Regions from separate parts of the Homo sapiens genome. Here region 1 is linked to region 2. A link is an interaction called in ENCODE POLR2A ChIA-PET data of the cell type or tissue named here. Cell type or tissue: PC-3. All regions are shown on one strand.

Region 1 (8,000 bases), 180 kb before region 2:
TAGACCCTGCCTGCCAGATAATTGAGGTAAATGGGGTTATTAATTTGAAGTAGCTAGGTAATTTGGTCTGCCTCCCTTTGATAATGTAAACATGGTCATATCGTGTAATTGTATAATTGGCTGAAAGGGCCCTATTCTTTCTCTTGAAGCATCTGCTATTGTCTGTGGCCAGGCCTTTGGGTTATAGTGTGATAGTGTGTTCAATTAGTACAGAAAAACCCTAGGTATTTAGTGTGGGTTTCCTGGTGGAAAATTCATACATTTATGTGTATGTATTTATGTACGTGTATGTGTATATATTTTTAATTAAAAATGGAAATATAAAAAGTATTTTAAAATGGATAATTATTCCTGATTATTCACGGAAGAGTTTTAAAGAAATATATATATGCTTCCCAGTTAAACCACCTTAGAGTCTATTTGAGGAGATCAGCTCCTTTGTGAGAGTTGTTTTTTTTTATTGAGCCCCACTGTAATGTCTATATTTGAATTGCCTAAGAAACTCATTATAGCAGAGCTTATTCCTTGTCAAAGATGGTCAAAAGAAAATTAGATTCAGTTCATTAGCTTCTACCTAAACCTTGCTTAATGGGGCCCATGTTGTGGTTTTGTTATTGGATCACAAACATTTAACTTGATCCTTCCTATTCCTGGCACTGGCCCATATTGTCATGGCAGCTGTGCTGCCCGAGGGCCTCTGTGGCGTGGCCTCCTCATCTCACTCTCCAAAATGGCTGAGCCGTGGGTTCTGAGACTTCATTTTACATTGGGACCAAACCTGCTTTGTCTGTCATTTGTTGAAGAAGTCTGGCCAGCCTCGAGTAGGGGCTGCCTTATGAAGGGTAAGAAATTCTGGGGTGGGTAGGTGGGAGAGAGTGGGCCACTTCACAGCTGTGGTGGCCACATGTCTCAGATTTTCTGGAACCATCTAGCTCTAAAATATTCTCTATGGTTTTAGACCTTAAATCCTGAATTTTGGCATGGAAAATGAGGCTCAAGTGACGTCTGCTCACGTGTCTCTTGCGTTAGTTATCTGTATAACAGGCCTCTTACATGATATTTCTACCCTCACCAAAAAAGGAGAAAATGAGAAGAAGATTTAGGTTAAAAAAATATATATTCCCCACCCAGCCTCTGCTTGAAATGTGAGGTTTTGGTTTTGGACAGCGGCGTTGGTTGTTGACGTCATTGATCCAACTATTTTATTTCCCACTTCACTTTGCTTGCCCAGGTGTGGTCCAAGGAGTATGAGGGCTGTTAAGATAAAACCAGGCTCCGGAAATTCAAATGAAATGTCTACCTGAACCTCCTCAAGTCTTTCCTGTGGGCTGTGTATTTATTTATAAGCCTATTGGGCTTTGGCAGCAGAAAAAAAGAAGAAAGGAGGAATTTGTTTCTAAAATGAAAACCAAATTTAGTTAATATAAATGCTACCCATGTGCAACTCATCCTGCCAGATCCCAGTAAATGTACAAATATCAAAATAACACAATAGATAAAAATCACGGTGGAAAAAGAGAAATTGAGACACTTCTGTGTTTTGCAGGGCCAGAATAATCTACACAGTTTACTCCTTCCACCATGCATATTTTACATACTACATTATTATCTGATTTTATATAATATTCACATTGTAATTTCTGAATCAACTCTAAAATTCATAAAAATTTAGAATAAAGCTATGCCCACTCAAAGCATTGAAATAAGTCAATCATATGGAAAATTCATGTTCTCAAAAATGTCTTGGCTTCAGTTATCTGAGAAGAAAAAAATCACATTTAATTTTCTTAGTTTTCCAGTTTAGTTTGCAAATGTCAAATAACTAAAAGTTATAGGAACCAAAAAATGATAAACTTCTCTCAAAACTTATTGTATATAAATCTTATTTTTTTTCTAGCATTTAAATAAACAACAATGGCCAATAATTCTATAATATGTTCCTTTTTCAACTTTTTTCTATAACATGATGATATTGACTAGATATAAGTGATGGCTTATTTAAGCAAGTGAATTCTGCACATGGACTAGAATTTTTAAGAAAAATTTTAAGAAAATTTTGAATGTAGAGTTGAGTTTTATTTGTAATTTTCATTTATTTACTTATTATTATTATTATTTTAGAAACACAGGGTCTCACTCTGTCACCCAGGCTGAGTGCAGTGGCACGATCACAGCTCACTGTAGCCTTGAACTCCTGAGCTTAAGCAGTGCCCCACCTTAGTCTCCAAGTAGCTGGGATAAAGGCACACGCTGCTATTCCTGGCTCATTTTTAAATTTTTAAAGTAGAGACTCCCGCTTCAGCCTCCCAAAGTGCTAGGATTTGTAATTTTCAATCTTTTGAGATATGAGAAAATGAAAAATAGTTTTCTACTAGGGCACATAACTCTTCATGTAAGAGTTTAGGTGTCTGTTACACATTGTGGATATTACTTAGTCCTTTCTGGTTCTGTTAAAACTAATTTCCTTCAGAAAACACAGTAGTGGCCAGGCACAGTGGCTCATACCTGTAATTCCAGCACTTTGGGAGGCTAAGGCGAGTGGATTGCTTGAGCCCAGGGGTTCAAGACTAGCCTGAGCAACAGCGAAACCTCATCTCTACAAAAAATACAAAAAATTAGCTGGGCATGGTGCACACCTGTGGTCCCAGCTACTCGGGAGGCTGAGGTGGGAGAATCACCTGAGTCTGGGAGGTCGAGGCTGCAGTGACCTGTGATGGCATCACTGCTCTCCAACCTGGTGACAGAGTGAGACGCTGTCTCAAGGAAAAGAAAAGAAAGGAAAACCCAGTAGCCCTGGGTTGTAACTTTTAGGGAATTCGTGAAGCTAAGCACCATGTTTTCAGATGACTCCCCTGATTTTTGTACTTCTAATCTGCTAGAAAAACAGATGGACAGATTCATTATAAATGTGTATTTAAAAAGAACAGCTATATGGCCTGAAGGACTGCCCAAAGGGAACTGAAGTTTATGGAAAGCATTATGGTTTTGAGAATTATTTGGCTTCTTGCTGTTTTGTGGATCTGAGTTTTTAGTTGCTGGAATTTGACATCTAAATAAGAGGCTGTTTGCTATGATATGTAAATAGAGTGTGTGGGTCGAAATGCTTGTCATTATGCATGTTGAAAGGACAATTTACGATTTACAAAGATGGAAAAGCTCAATAAAGATCCACTATTGAAAAGCTACTGCAAAAGGAAAGCTATAGATAGATGGGCTTCTTGCAGATGAACAGAATTAATGACAAGTGAAAGGAAAAATTCACATCATGAGGAGGGAAAATGTCTTCCAAATGTCAGTGAGAGAAACACTTTTCCTTTTCCTTTCTGCTGTATCCTGGGCATAGCACCCCACTACCTGAAACTCCAGCACCCCGAGCATACCTGGACCTGAATAATACAGCAGAACATGCTGCAGCAATCTATTTCCATGCTTGCCCCTGCTGGCTTTGTACACCTCTATTGTCTAATCATCTCATCTTGTTTCCTTTTATCTTCCTGGTACCTAACACAAGCATGGCACATAGTAGGTGCTCAAAGAATGTCTGTCTTAGTCTATTTTGTGTTGTTGAAACGAAATACCCAAGACTGGGTAGTTTATAAAGAACAAAGATTTTTTTTTGCTCACAGTTCTGGAGGCTGGGAAGTCCAAGATCAACTTGCTGGCAGGTTTGGTGTCTGGTGAGGGCTGATCTCCACTTCCAAGATAGTGACTTGTTTTTGCATCCTCCAGAGGGGTGGAATGCTGTGTCCTCACATGGTGGAAGGCAGAAGGCAAAAAGGACCAAACTCTGTCTGTGAAACCCTTTTATAATGATATTAATCCACTCATAAGGGCTGAGCCCTCATGACCTAAGCACCTCTCAAAAGGACTCACCTCCCTTCACTGCTGCGTTGAGGATTAAGTTTCCAACACATAAATTTGGGGGAGACACATTCAGACCACAGCCATGTCTATCGAATTAAGTCTTAATGGTAAAAAGTCTCCTTTGTCTAATAGTTGTGTGTATACTTATTCCCTGCTCCACTGTGAAATTAGTAATGTAATTTTTGTTTCAGGCAGCACTTGCCACTTTCAATCAGAGGCACCGAAACAAAAAACTAAAATTTTATTACTTAAAATTTACAGAACTAAATAAGTGGTATTTGAGGTAAGTTTGTAATGCTTATATTTCTGAAATTTCAGCATAAAACTGTATTGAGACTTTTGGGATGCCTTGTATATCGTAAAAGAAGGTATAATGATAACCGGCATTTATTGAGTACTACTATGTTCTAGAAATGTAACCCTTCATAGGATTCCTATGAAGATCCTACCAGTTAAATATTGTTATTCTTCCTTTTTATACTTGGAGGAAGATTAAGAACTCATGCAAGGTCACTTGGCAAGAGGCCAAGCCAGGATTTGAACCCAGGAAGTCTAAATCCAGAGCCTGGGCTCTTAACCACTGAGTTAAACTGCTTCTTAAGAAGACTTGCCTCCCTGCAATGTTTACTGAAGGGAATGGATTTACCCAGACAGGCCTGGCCTTTGGTAGAAACGCTGCACAGCTCTGCGTAGAAGCAGTTAGTCATCTGTACTTGCAGAGGCTGTAAAACAAATGTGGTGAACTGTAAAAGATTAAAGAGCCTGTTTTCCTGCCAGCTACCAGAAAGTTTCACATATACTTATTAAAGTTCTTATAGCAATGGCATCTGTCATTTAAAAAAAAAACTTTTTATTGACACATAATACACAGAGTGTTTGTTTTTATGACAGAAGTGGTTCTTGAAAGAGTTGACCTCTCTATAACTCTAACACATTTCTATGTCAACCAGACATGACTCTAGGTCAGTGGTTCTCAGAGTGGTCTGGGGACCCCTGGGAGTTCTTAAGGTCCCAACTATTTTCAAAATGATACTAAGACCTTTGTTCGCCTTTTCCACTCTTATTCTTTGACAAGCGTGCAATGGAGTTTTCCTGTGGCTACACGACCCATGATGGTATCATCACTAATTAATATGTGCTTGGATATTCTTATTTTTAAAATGTCTTAGTTTTAAATGTTCTAACGTGAAGAATATAGATAGATGTAACCCACATAAACAAAAGTTCTTAGGGGGGTCCTCAAGAATTTTTCAAAGTGAAAAGTGGTTCTGTAATCCTTTTCTAAGAGTTTGGTCAGCGGAGGGTGTTTATTACTTTTTAATAATAAACTTATTCCTAACATACCTGAGTTTACAATCACCTTCCAATGTGTAAGAAGTTGAATGAGATGAAATTAGAAAGATAAACCATTCAGAAAGATAAACCATTCTCCTTGAGTTTCCTCTCATCTTTTAGGATGCTCCCAGAGGCTGGAGTACCTTATTTTCTAAAAAGAGGGGTATACTTTCTACCACAGATCTCCGAAGATGGGGTCTTTATTCTAACTTGCTAGGCATTCTTTTGAAAAGAACAGCCCTGGTTACTGTAATTGTTAATAAGGCAGCCTGTCGAGTGCCGGAATCCATTTTTCTGTGTGATTAGAACCCGGCTGCATTCCTCCTTCCTGACATTTCATCCACTCTGCTTCGAGGTCTTAAGAATTAGCTGTTCTTGGATTAAGTGCCCTTAATCAGCTCATTTTACATTACAATGTAAAGTTTCGCTCATGTTCTGCAGAGAACTTGATTTTCATTTGCTGTCCTTGATCACAGAATAGTAAGTGGATTCCCAGGAAATTTCATGAAGTGGAATGATAATGCAGAGACGGGGGTGGGGGCGGTGGGAGGGAGGTGTCGGGGGATGTGAAACTAATTGATTAGTTTAGAATCTTCTAATTTCCATGAGGAATGGAGGAGCCCAATTTGTATTTCTTCTTGGCATCATGTTCTCACAGATTGTCTGATGTTTCATTATCATCTTGACAGAACAGCCGATGTAGAATTATGTTGACTAGGATATCCGTTGAGTTTTTGCCATGTGCATTAATAGTCCATGATTAGATTATTTTGACTCTACTAGTTGGTTATCTGAGAGCTTGAGGAGTTAAGAAGAGAGTGTCTCTGAGTCCTGAGTTTTCAGTGCCACTGTCCTTTGAACACAGCAGACACCTCCACCCCCAACACCAATATACTGGGCTTTGAGGACCATAAATGACTGGTGTTAATGTCCTCTCCTAACAAAACTTGTGGGCAGAATGCTCCCCTATTTAGAATTTTCCTAATCCTTACATACAGCTGGCTTGAGTGTTTTCATCTGTCAGGACTAGTCCTTTGCCTGGTTTCAGTGTTAATTTGCATGCTTGTCATCCTAGGGTTTTGTTTTCCTGCCCCCAACCTGTTTTTGGAGTCTCTTCCCAGTGGATTTGAAAAATCCTGGCTACTAGCGTGAGGATTTTCACATACGCACACAAAGTAGAAGTGAACAGATTGTGGCTTTTGCCAAATAAGCCTCTTTGGTATTCCTCACCCCCTGAAAATAACATCATTTCTCCACGTAATCGTTATAGAAAAACACCACAGAGCAAATGCTCCTCACAAACACACGCCACCTAAACAAACTGGGCAGGTCATATGCTGCTGTTGCTGCAGCTGTTTGCTGATCCCAACAGGGTCCAACTCTTGTGAGCAAGGAGGTGTTTATGGCGTGGAGACAAAGCCTGGCTGCAGTGGGAGGGTTGCTGGCCGCCAGCCCTCATTTATCAGCCTGTTTTTCCTTACCCTTGGAAGACCTGGGATCTTCATGGGAGACAGCATGGTGGAGAGGAGGAGGCTGGGTTTTGCTGTCTTGTCCTTCCCAGTAACTGGTTCTGTATTTGCTCTATCCTTTGTTTTTGTTTTTTCAATCACGTAGTCATTTGCTAAGGATTTATTGAATTCTAGTTATGGACTAGGCAAAAAGCTAGTTGTGAGGAGAAGAAAATGAACAAGACAAAGTCCCTGCCTTCCCTGGGAGACACGCCAGAAAACTGTGATGGTGAGTGCTAGATGGTGCCTTGACACAAGGAGGGAGGCCTTGGTGTATAGGTTGAAGAAGTCTCTTCTAGAAAGAGTTGTGAAGGATGAGTAGGAATTCTCTAAGCAGTTAGGGAATGAGGAGGAGAGGAGAAAGGAGAGATTTGTGTCTTATGTATCCATCTACCCAATTCCCCCATTCCTGCCACCATGCAGGCATTATGAATTGATTGGGAACTGTTTCCCAGTGAGCTCACCCTTGGCTTCACAGTCTTTCTCCAGACGTGGCTCCAGGCAGCCTCTCACACAATCGTCCTCAGACTTGAGTGAGCAAACAAGTCAATGGCCCTGGTTATTGAAATGCAGGTCTGATTTAGTAGATCTGGGGATAGCCTGGGACCTGCATTCCTAATGTAAACACACTCTTCCCACCCCTAGATGATCCTGATGCAGGTGTGCTCACCAGCTGCCACTTTGCTGAGAAGTCAGCACGGCATGGTCTCACTCCATAGATGGACTGTGAATTGATAAGACCAATGTGGGGCAATTTGGCAATTCCTATTAAATTTTGACCCTGTAAAGATATATAAGAGTGGGTTTTTAGAAAATCATCATTGTGATAGAAACTATTAAAATCTATGGAAATGACTCTCATTAGGAGAGCAGAAGGTGACTAAGGAGACCTGGTTACAGTGGCAGCCTTGTCATCTAGGGAAGCTCAGATCTGGTGGAGCTCATACTCCTTGTAGAGGTCTGGCATCATGTCCTGTTCACCCCTGGCTTTGACTTTTGTCTTCTGCCTTCCATTTCTGCACTGTGGGAAGGAAGTCCTGGGATATGGAGAAGGTCAATAACATGTTATTTGCATTTTGCATTATTTGCATTATTTGCATTTTGCTTGCCTTAATTATATCACTCTCTCTTTATAAATGTCTTTGAATAACACTTTTAAAATTAAAATTGGAAAGTTGAATTTGCTTTAAATATTTGCTTCATTTATTTTCTTGTATCATACCCTGAAATTAAGCATGTCTGGTTTATGCTTGATATTTGTAACCACTGTGTAACTATTCTTATTTTTCTGGT
Region 2 (8,000 bases):
AGCCAAATTCCATAAATTTGGCTCATGTTTTTTCTTTCCCTTGCCTACTTGCCATCACCCTAAGCTGAGAATTTCTTTCTTCTCACTTGAACTACTACCTTGGTCTCCTTCTTGTGTCTCTCAAAGCAGCCAACAGGCAAATATTCCTAATGTTCCAACCTCACTGAGTTACTCTCCAGCTTAAAAACCTTAAACGGCTCTCTACTACTCAATCACCGAAAAAAAAAAAAAAAAAAAAAAAGCTGAAAGTCCCGTTTAACTCATACGAACTTGGGACTCCTCCTGGATCACTGTGCTTGTGGTTTTTTGGCCAAACTGGACAACCTGCTGGTCCTCAAAGGTACCTAACACCTGCCCTTCCCCAAAACCCTACCTAGGTCATTCAGCATGTGCCAAGCTCTCTCAGTTCTACCAACCTTCTGCTCACCCTTCTAGGCCCTGCTCAAGTAACACCCCCTGCCTGAGGTCCTCCCTCTTCTCTTCATACTCTCAACTCTACCAATATAATGTTTTTGCCTTTCTGACCATATTCAGCATGTATAAGTCAACTCCCTAGATGAAGCACAGGGCCCAACACACAGTAAGGCTCAGTAAGTATTTGCAGAATGAATAAAAACTTGAACTTTAAGTCACTTAAAATGGTTTTTCAGAACAAAGATTGGTAGAAATGCAGGAGCACTTTTTTTTTTTTTTTAAGCTGGGTGGATAGGGGAAGAGAACACTACAGAAAATCCAGATTCATGTTTAAAAGTATGGGAGAGTTCAGGGAGAGCAGACATTTATTTAGTAGAACTGGTATTTTCCTTTGTTTGCCACACATTCTTTTTTAAGTATCTTATTACAAAGACAAGTAATGAGAATCATCAGAGGTCTCTATTACTTCATTATTCCCCTTTTCTTACATTTACAGAAGTATTTTGGGAGACCAAGGCAGGCAGATAGCTTGAGCCCAGGAGTTTGAGACCAGCCTGGGCAACGTGGCAAAACCCCACATCTCTACAAAAAAAAAAAAAAAAAAAAAAAATTACAAACATTAGCTAGGCATGGTGGCACACTTGTAGTCCCAGCTACTCGGAAGGCTGAGGTGGGAGGATCACTTGAGCCTGGAGGTCAAGACTGCAGTGAGCCAAGTGAGACCCTGTCTCAAAAAAAAAAAAAAAAAAAAAGAAATGTTATTTTATAAACATTCATTTTTTTCTTTCGATATAATAATCTGTTAAAATACAGCCTCGAGGTAGATTATTTCATTTCTGACAGCTTAACTGGCATGTGTTGAATTCCTTAACAAAACTAGATAGGGAAAAGAATTTCAGCTGAGACACCTGAGAATGCGTCACGATCAAGTGCTAGGCTATGTGAAATGGAAGCATTAGTCATTTTCCAATGTCCAAATGTAAAATTCAATGAGGAAGGAAACAAGCTATACTTTCTATTAAGCCATATTTTCATTTGGATGCTGTCTATGACCAATTATTGGTATGACAGGCTGAGTATCCCTTACCTGAAATGCTTGGACCGGAAGTGTTTAGGATTTCAATTTTTTTTCAATTTTGGAATATTTGCATTATACTTATAGGTTGAACATCTCTCATGTGAAAATCTGAAATCCAAAAGGCTCCAATGAGCATTTCCTTTGAGTGTCACGTCAGTACTCAAAACGTTTTGGATTTTGGAGCATTTCAGATTTCAGATTTTTGCATTAGAGATACTCAACCTGAAATACAAACAGTAATGTACCTACTGCTATTTATCCTAACAAACTGGACAAAATTGTTTTATCTATATCTGGAACATAAAATACCCTGCACAATTCATTATTTTTAAAGACATGCTTCCCTGTTACTATTTTATTTTGCTTAACACAAATGCTGTATACTATATAGATTTCTAGCAATGTGGATTAAAAACATCAACGAAATCTTTTTGAAGACCACATATTTATTTTACTCCAAAAGCTAGTTCATATAATTAGGACCTGTAATTGTGGCCCCTGTTATATGCTATTCTTTTGTTGGATAGGCAAAACATAGTGGAGAAACTATTTATTTTATCATTTGTATTGGCTCTTATACTTAATGGATCGAAAGATTCACAACTGAAACCTCAACTATCCATGTCCTAAGTTAAAACACATGGCAGGAAATGAAGTTTTCCATAAAACAACATTTATGCTTTTCCAGTGTTCAGTAAAATAACAACACATTTGCCAACTTTACCAGTACACATGTTTAATGCTGAGGCAGAGTCAGCATCTAAAAGGAAATTCCATCACACTTGTTTAAAAAGCTGGTTTTATGTAGGATATTTTGATGTTACCGCTGGTGCAAAAGTCTCTGTACAGGAAATAGGTATTTCTTTGGAAACCTGGCTAGCTTTCCCTGTTCACTCCTGTTCATTCATTTTCTGGCTTAAAAATTTAGGCAAAGCCATGACTAGAGATGACCTAAAACAAAAATGTAGGTATGGTTCAGAGAATTTCAGAATTGAAGGAAACTTTAGTCATTATCAAGAATCATATGCCATTTTACACACAAAGACACCGAGACCCAGAGACATTATTTAAATGGTAGCAGAGTATCAATCTGATGTGTAGGAATCTGACTAGAAGCAGATTTTACTCAAGTGATTTACTAACAAAGGTAGACACAAAATTCTCCGTCAACCACACAATTTAACTTCTTAAATGGCTTATGCTGGTTAACACTATGCCCTAGAATGACAAGTAAACTCACTTTACTCCTACCAAAGGCTAACCTGTCCACCTGGGCTGGTCTCCTCTCCGTCTTCTCAAGCCTTCCCTCCAGCAACTATCCTCTCTCCTGCATCACACCCTCTCTACCCTCCCCATCAGAACACACGAGCTCTAGGATCTCCCACCTCATGTAACATGTAACAACAACAACAGCAGCAAACACTTATAGACATCCTTACCATATGTCAGGCACTTTACATACATTGATTCACTCAGTCTTCACAACTCTAGAAAGCCAATATTATTATATCCCCATTTTACATATGAGAAAACTGAGGTCCCAGAGCCAGTAAGGGGCAAAGCAGATTTAAAACCAGGCACTTGTGGTCTTTGCTGCTTTTCAAAATACAACAAACAAAACAAGCTTCTCCTTTAATCCAGCTTTCACCCCATTTCTCTGCTCCCATTCATATTACAACATTTCAAGAGTTACATATGGTCCTGTCTCCACTTTCTCATCTCCCATTCTCTCCTCAACACAATCTGATCAGGCTTTCACCCTCAGTAATGTACTAAAGCCAGTCATTCTGGTCACCCACTATCCACTTTGGTAAATCCAGTGATGACCTCTCAGCAGAATTCAGCACAGTTGGCTCCTCTCTCTTTCTTGAAATACTTTTCCCCCTGGCTCCAAGAACACTCTGCTGATCTCCTTCCTATCTGGCTGGCCACTCCTTCTCCATCTCCTTTGCTGGCTCTTGCTCTTCTGCTTGGCCTCTAACTGTTGACACATTCCTGGGCTGAGTCCTGAGTCCTCTTCCCTTACTCTCTACGTGGCCTCAACTTTTCATCTCTAGCAGTTAAACTCTCATCTCACATGTCCAACAGCCTGTTTAATTTCCATTTCAAATTTAACACAGCCAACAGGGAACTCTTTTTTTCTCCGGCACTGTGCTAGATACTATGATTACAGAGCTGCTAAACTGGGCCTTTCCCCAAGGAGCCTCCCTTTCTTTGTAGCCTTCAACTCACAGAAGAGTTAGTTACACACCCCTAGGGGCCAGAGGCCAGCTGCCAGGGCCATCAGACTATACTTCCTTGGGAGTTTTTCTAAGAGCTGCAGTCCAGCCCCCCAGATCCCCTACAACTACCTCCAGGCAGTGAGTGCCTGAGGTTTCTCTCCACCTGCTCTGCTTTGTCACTGCTGACAGTGTGAAGCCAGGAGCGTCAAGCACTGCTCATCCCAGGCTGGATCATCTCTAAAAGGTTCTTTGACCATCAAGCTCTAATAACCAAAGCAAGTTACAGGAATAACTGTTGAGAAACAGTGCATGTTGAAAAGATGCCCCCTACCTCAAATTGAAGTGACCACTCTACCACAATCTCCTTGACATGCATAGGTGATGACCAGTAGAGAATTGTAAAAGTTAGCCTTGGGACATAGTCCACTCTGCAGCTAAGCAGACCATCCCATTCAAACCCAAGCCTCATCAAGATCACAAGCGGATTATAAGCATTGGAAAATCAGCACCTGGAACTGTAGGATCCCCAAAGGCATCTGCCCCAGGGGCCCAGCCATTTATTAACTAACCACTCTGCCATCAGTATCTCCCCCGTTTCTCATGCCTAGTAACACATTGCTCAATTAAGCCTTGTCCGTCTAAACAGAGTGTCATATTCTGCTGTAACATAAAGGAAAGCTGATTTTATTATCAAAGATCTGAGTTCAAGGACTGAGTCCTTGTCCCTTGAACAAGTCCTTTAAACTTAGGACAACAATATAATTTATCATTCAAGACAGAATAATTTTGAGAGTGAAAGTGAGTGCTATTACACCAGGAACGAGAGGCATAAACCAGGACTATTTCAGGCAAATGAGGAAGCAGGGTCATCCTACCTAAATCTTTGATTCTTAATCCCCTCATCTGTGAAATAGAAATTAAAATCCCTACATGTCCCTCCCAGAATGGTTGTGAGAATCAAGTACCAATCTGTTGTATAATCTGGTGCTTTGTAAACAAAAAGGCAACATACACATAAGATACTGTAGGAAAAGACACAGGCTTCTAAAAGCAAACTAGTACAATAGAAAAAGAATTAGAAAGATTTCCAAAATCAATTAGGTGCATAAAGTCTTCTGATCAGAGTCCCATTAAAATCTGAGGATAGGAGCTTATCTATCATTTTCAATGCTGTAACCCCAGGATCTGGCCCAGGGTCTGGCACATTTCCAAATGAACAAATGAATGCATATGAATTAGTAATTTAAGAAATTCTTTCACTGCCAAACTCTCCCAACAAACTGATGAACAGAGCATATATTGCTCAGTAGGCCAACAGTCTGTAGAGGCCAAGCACGGAATGACCCCCTCCAGTAAAATTTGTCTTGCCTGAACAATCTTTACTGCATTACAGTATTTCTATCTTTATCTCCTTGACATTTCTAGGGTTACTCAGACTGCTTATTCTTTTGATTCTTAAGAATAAAATGAATAAAACTTGAACACAAACATTCCAATGTAATTCAATTCAGAGTTCAGTTTCCTCCATCAGCACAATCTCAGACTACTTACAGTTACAGTCCCAAGTAAGAAGCATAAACATCATAAATGGTCATTCAGTAAACTTTCCAGAGGAAATACATGCCCAAAACCAAAAGAACATTTCTGGGTGAGTATTCCATTTCCTGTCGACTCCAAGAGTAGCAACACAGTCCTTTAGCTAGGAATTCTGAGCTGGAGCTTCCTTTCGTCACTGAGAGACATGTCCTAGGCCCTGCTTCCTCTTTGTAAAATCCAGATGGCATCGTATCCTTAGGCTACCTCATGGACTTGAACTGAAGAGCAAATAACATGTGTAAAGTATACTCACTATACAAATTAAAGGCAAGAATGGAAGACGAGACTATAAGAAGCTGATCCAGTTCTGTTATGGCCAAACCTGAGGTGCCATTCATTTCAACGAGTCCAGGGTCCAGCCCCTACTCTATGGCTAGGAGCACCCTCTGGAGATTGGGGCAAGTTCCTAATGACCATATACTGCTGAGAAAGCCAGATACCATCTAGCTTTCTCCAGTTCCTCCCAACTCTTCGCAGTTCTCATTCTGTATGGGAGAAGAGGGGAAATTAGAAACAGAAGAGGAGGGCCAGGAGCTGTGGCTCATGCCTGTAATCCCAGCACTTTGGGAGGCCGAGGAGGGCAGATCATGAGGTCAGGAGTTCAAGACAAGCCTGGCCAACACAGTGAAACCCCGTCTCTACTAAAAATACAAAAAAAAGTTAGCCGGGCATGGTGGCAGGCGCCTGTAATCCCAGCTACTGGGGAGGCTGAGGCAGGAGAGTCACTTGAACCCGGGAGGCAGAGGTTGCAGTGAGCCAAGATCGCACCATTGCGCTTTTAGCCTGTGCAACAAGAAAGAGACTCTGTCTCAAAAAAAAAAAAAAAGAAAGAAAGAAAAAGAAACAGAAGAGGAGAAGAGATGCAACTAAAAATTTCCTGAAAGGTAGTACCATGATTGGATTTTCCTGTAATTTTCTGACTTGTGGGCACTAAAATTCTCAAGAGTTTGCATTAACTTTCTTTGTAGTTTACCTAAATTTGGCTCAAAATAACCCCCAAAAGTCCCAATAATTTTGTCCTATAAAATTCTGAAATGGAAGAAGGGCCGCCTTGCACCTTTTGCTGGCCCCGGGTCTCCCAGGACCTCATACAAGTGAAACTCAGCTATACAGGACAGCGATTTACTCTACAAATCGCCAGGAACAAAAAAAACAAAGACCAGAAGCTGAGTTTTTACCCATTTCCTCTAAATGACAAAGAAACACTTGAAAAGTGGTAAAAAAAAAAAAAAAAAATAGCAAGATTGATGGGTTTCTAGTAAATACCAGTTACTATGTAGTGACCATTTCACTCCTGACTCTCTTGACATCAGACGGGGGATTTGATATTTAAAACAAAGTACAGTTCCAACAACTTTTTCCTCTGCCTGAAGACAATCAAGTAAAAGATCCTTCTTAAAAAAAAAAAAAATTCACAGAAGAAACAATTGGAAGATGAGAAAAAAGTATGCCTAAAAGCCAAATCAGAAAAATCACTTGTATTAAATGAGGCAAAGAAAAATATAGTTAACACAGATGTGCTCCCTGAACACGCAATTACTTGATTCATCTGCCTTGGTGAAGCCACTGGCTTCTAAAACCAAGAAGTATACAAAATACTTGTTAACTCTTTTCTTTTTGAGACAGAGTCTTACTCTGTTGCCCAGGCTAGAGTGCAGTAGCGCAATCTTGGCTCACTGCAACCTCTGCCTCCCAGGTTCAAGTCAAAATACATGTTAACTCTTAAACTAGTTAAACAAGATTAACTAGGAAACCAGAATCTACGTTGGAAACATCAGTTAACTAAAATATGGATATAGGTGCTTTTCACACATCTTTTGAGTATCTAAATTTTACAACTATTACTTTGATAATTTCAAATTCAGAAGGTATTCAACAGTCTTTGGAAACCCAAGAAGTGCTTGAAATAACTACCAATCATCTTGCTAATCCAAATTTTACAAATATTCCATGAAAATCAGGTCAGCACAGGATAATTCATTCTTATTTAGCACAATTAATCAAACAGTTGAAGAATTAAACACAAATAAATAATCTATTATTGCCATTTTTCTAAACCCGTAGTTAATTCTTTTATATCTGCCCAAAAAGAAACCAGGGAAATGGAAGACATAGACATTGAAGACTCCTTACATAAGGATGTAAACTATGGAAGATTCTTTTCTTTTCTTTTCTTTTTTAAAGAGACAGGGTCTTGCTCTGCCACACAGGCTGGAGTGCAGTGGCACCATAATAGCTTACGTTAGTAACCTTGAACTCCTGGGTTCAAGTGATCCTCCTGCCTCAGCCTCCTGAGTAGCCAGGACTACAAGCACACCGCCATGTCCAGCTAATTTTAACTTTTTGCAGAGACTGGGTCTTGCTATGTTGCCCAAGCTGGTCTTAAACTCCTGGTCTCAAGTGATCCTCCTGTTTCAGCCTCCCAAAGTGCTGGGATTACAGACACGAGCCACTGCGCTTGACCACAAATTGAACATTCTTACTGCAGACAAGACACAACTAAAGAACATTTTTGGCAGAAAGTCTGTAAGCTACATTCTAAGATAACTCTTCCTGACCTACAAACAACAAACTATAGGTAGACTGAAGTCTTTGGAAGTTCTTATAAGACAGCCAAAGCAGGAAAACTGGCTATCTGAAGAAAATGTCAGATGATAAAAAACTGTTTTACAACAGGGGATGTCACTATG

The links. Peaks named below come from ENCODE experiments on the same cell type or tissue, not always from the same donor. Only the 100,000 strongest peaks of a DNase experiment are listed, where the experiment ranks them.
Region 1: POLR2A ChIA-PET joins it to region 2 with 6 read pairs; 8 of 35 experiments call an interaction of 5 or more read pairs at or near these places.

What each region holds. Positions count from the first base shown.
Region 1 is chr3:16,453,714-16,461,713 of GRCh38, reverse strand. All of the region lies in intron 2 of RFTN1 (raftlin, lipid raft linker 1), which reads left to right. LOC124906220 (a long non-coding RNA gene) reads right to left here. Exons shown (of 2, transcript XR_007095840.1): 2 at 4,750-8,000. Among named protein-coding and RNA genes, the nearest start is that of RFTN1, 56 kb to the left of the region's middle. RefSeq lists an enhancer at 5,316-5,835. In PC-3, no CTCF peak of the experiment used is centred here; a DNase peak (open chromatin) is centred at 4,533; H3K27ac peaks cover 880 bases.
Region 2 is chr3:16,275,062-16,283,061 of GRCh38, reverse strand. All of the region lies in intron 4 of OXNAD1 (oxidoreductase NAD binding domain containing 1), which reads right to left. It also overlaps the pseudogene THAP5P2. Among named protein-coding and RNA genes, the nearest start is that of OXNAD1, 14 kb to the right of the region's middle. In PC-3, no CTCF peak of the experiment used is centred here; no DNase peak of the experiment used is centred here.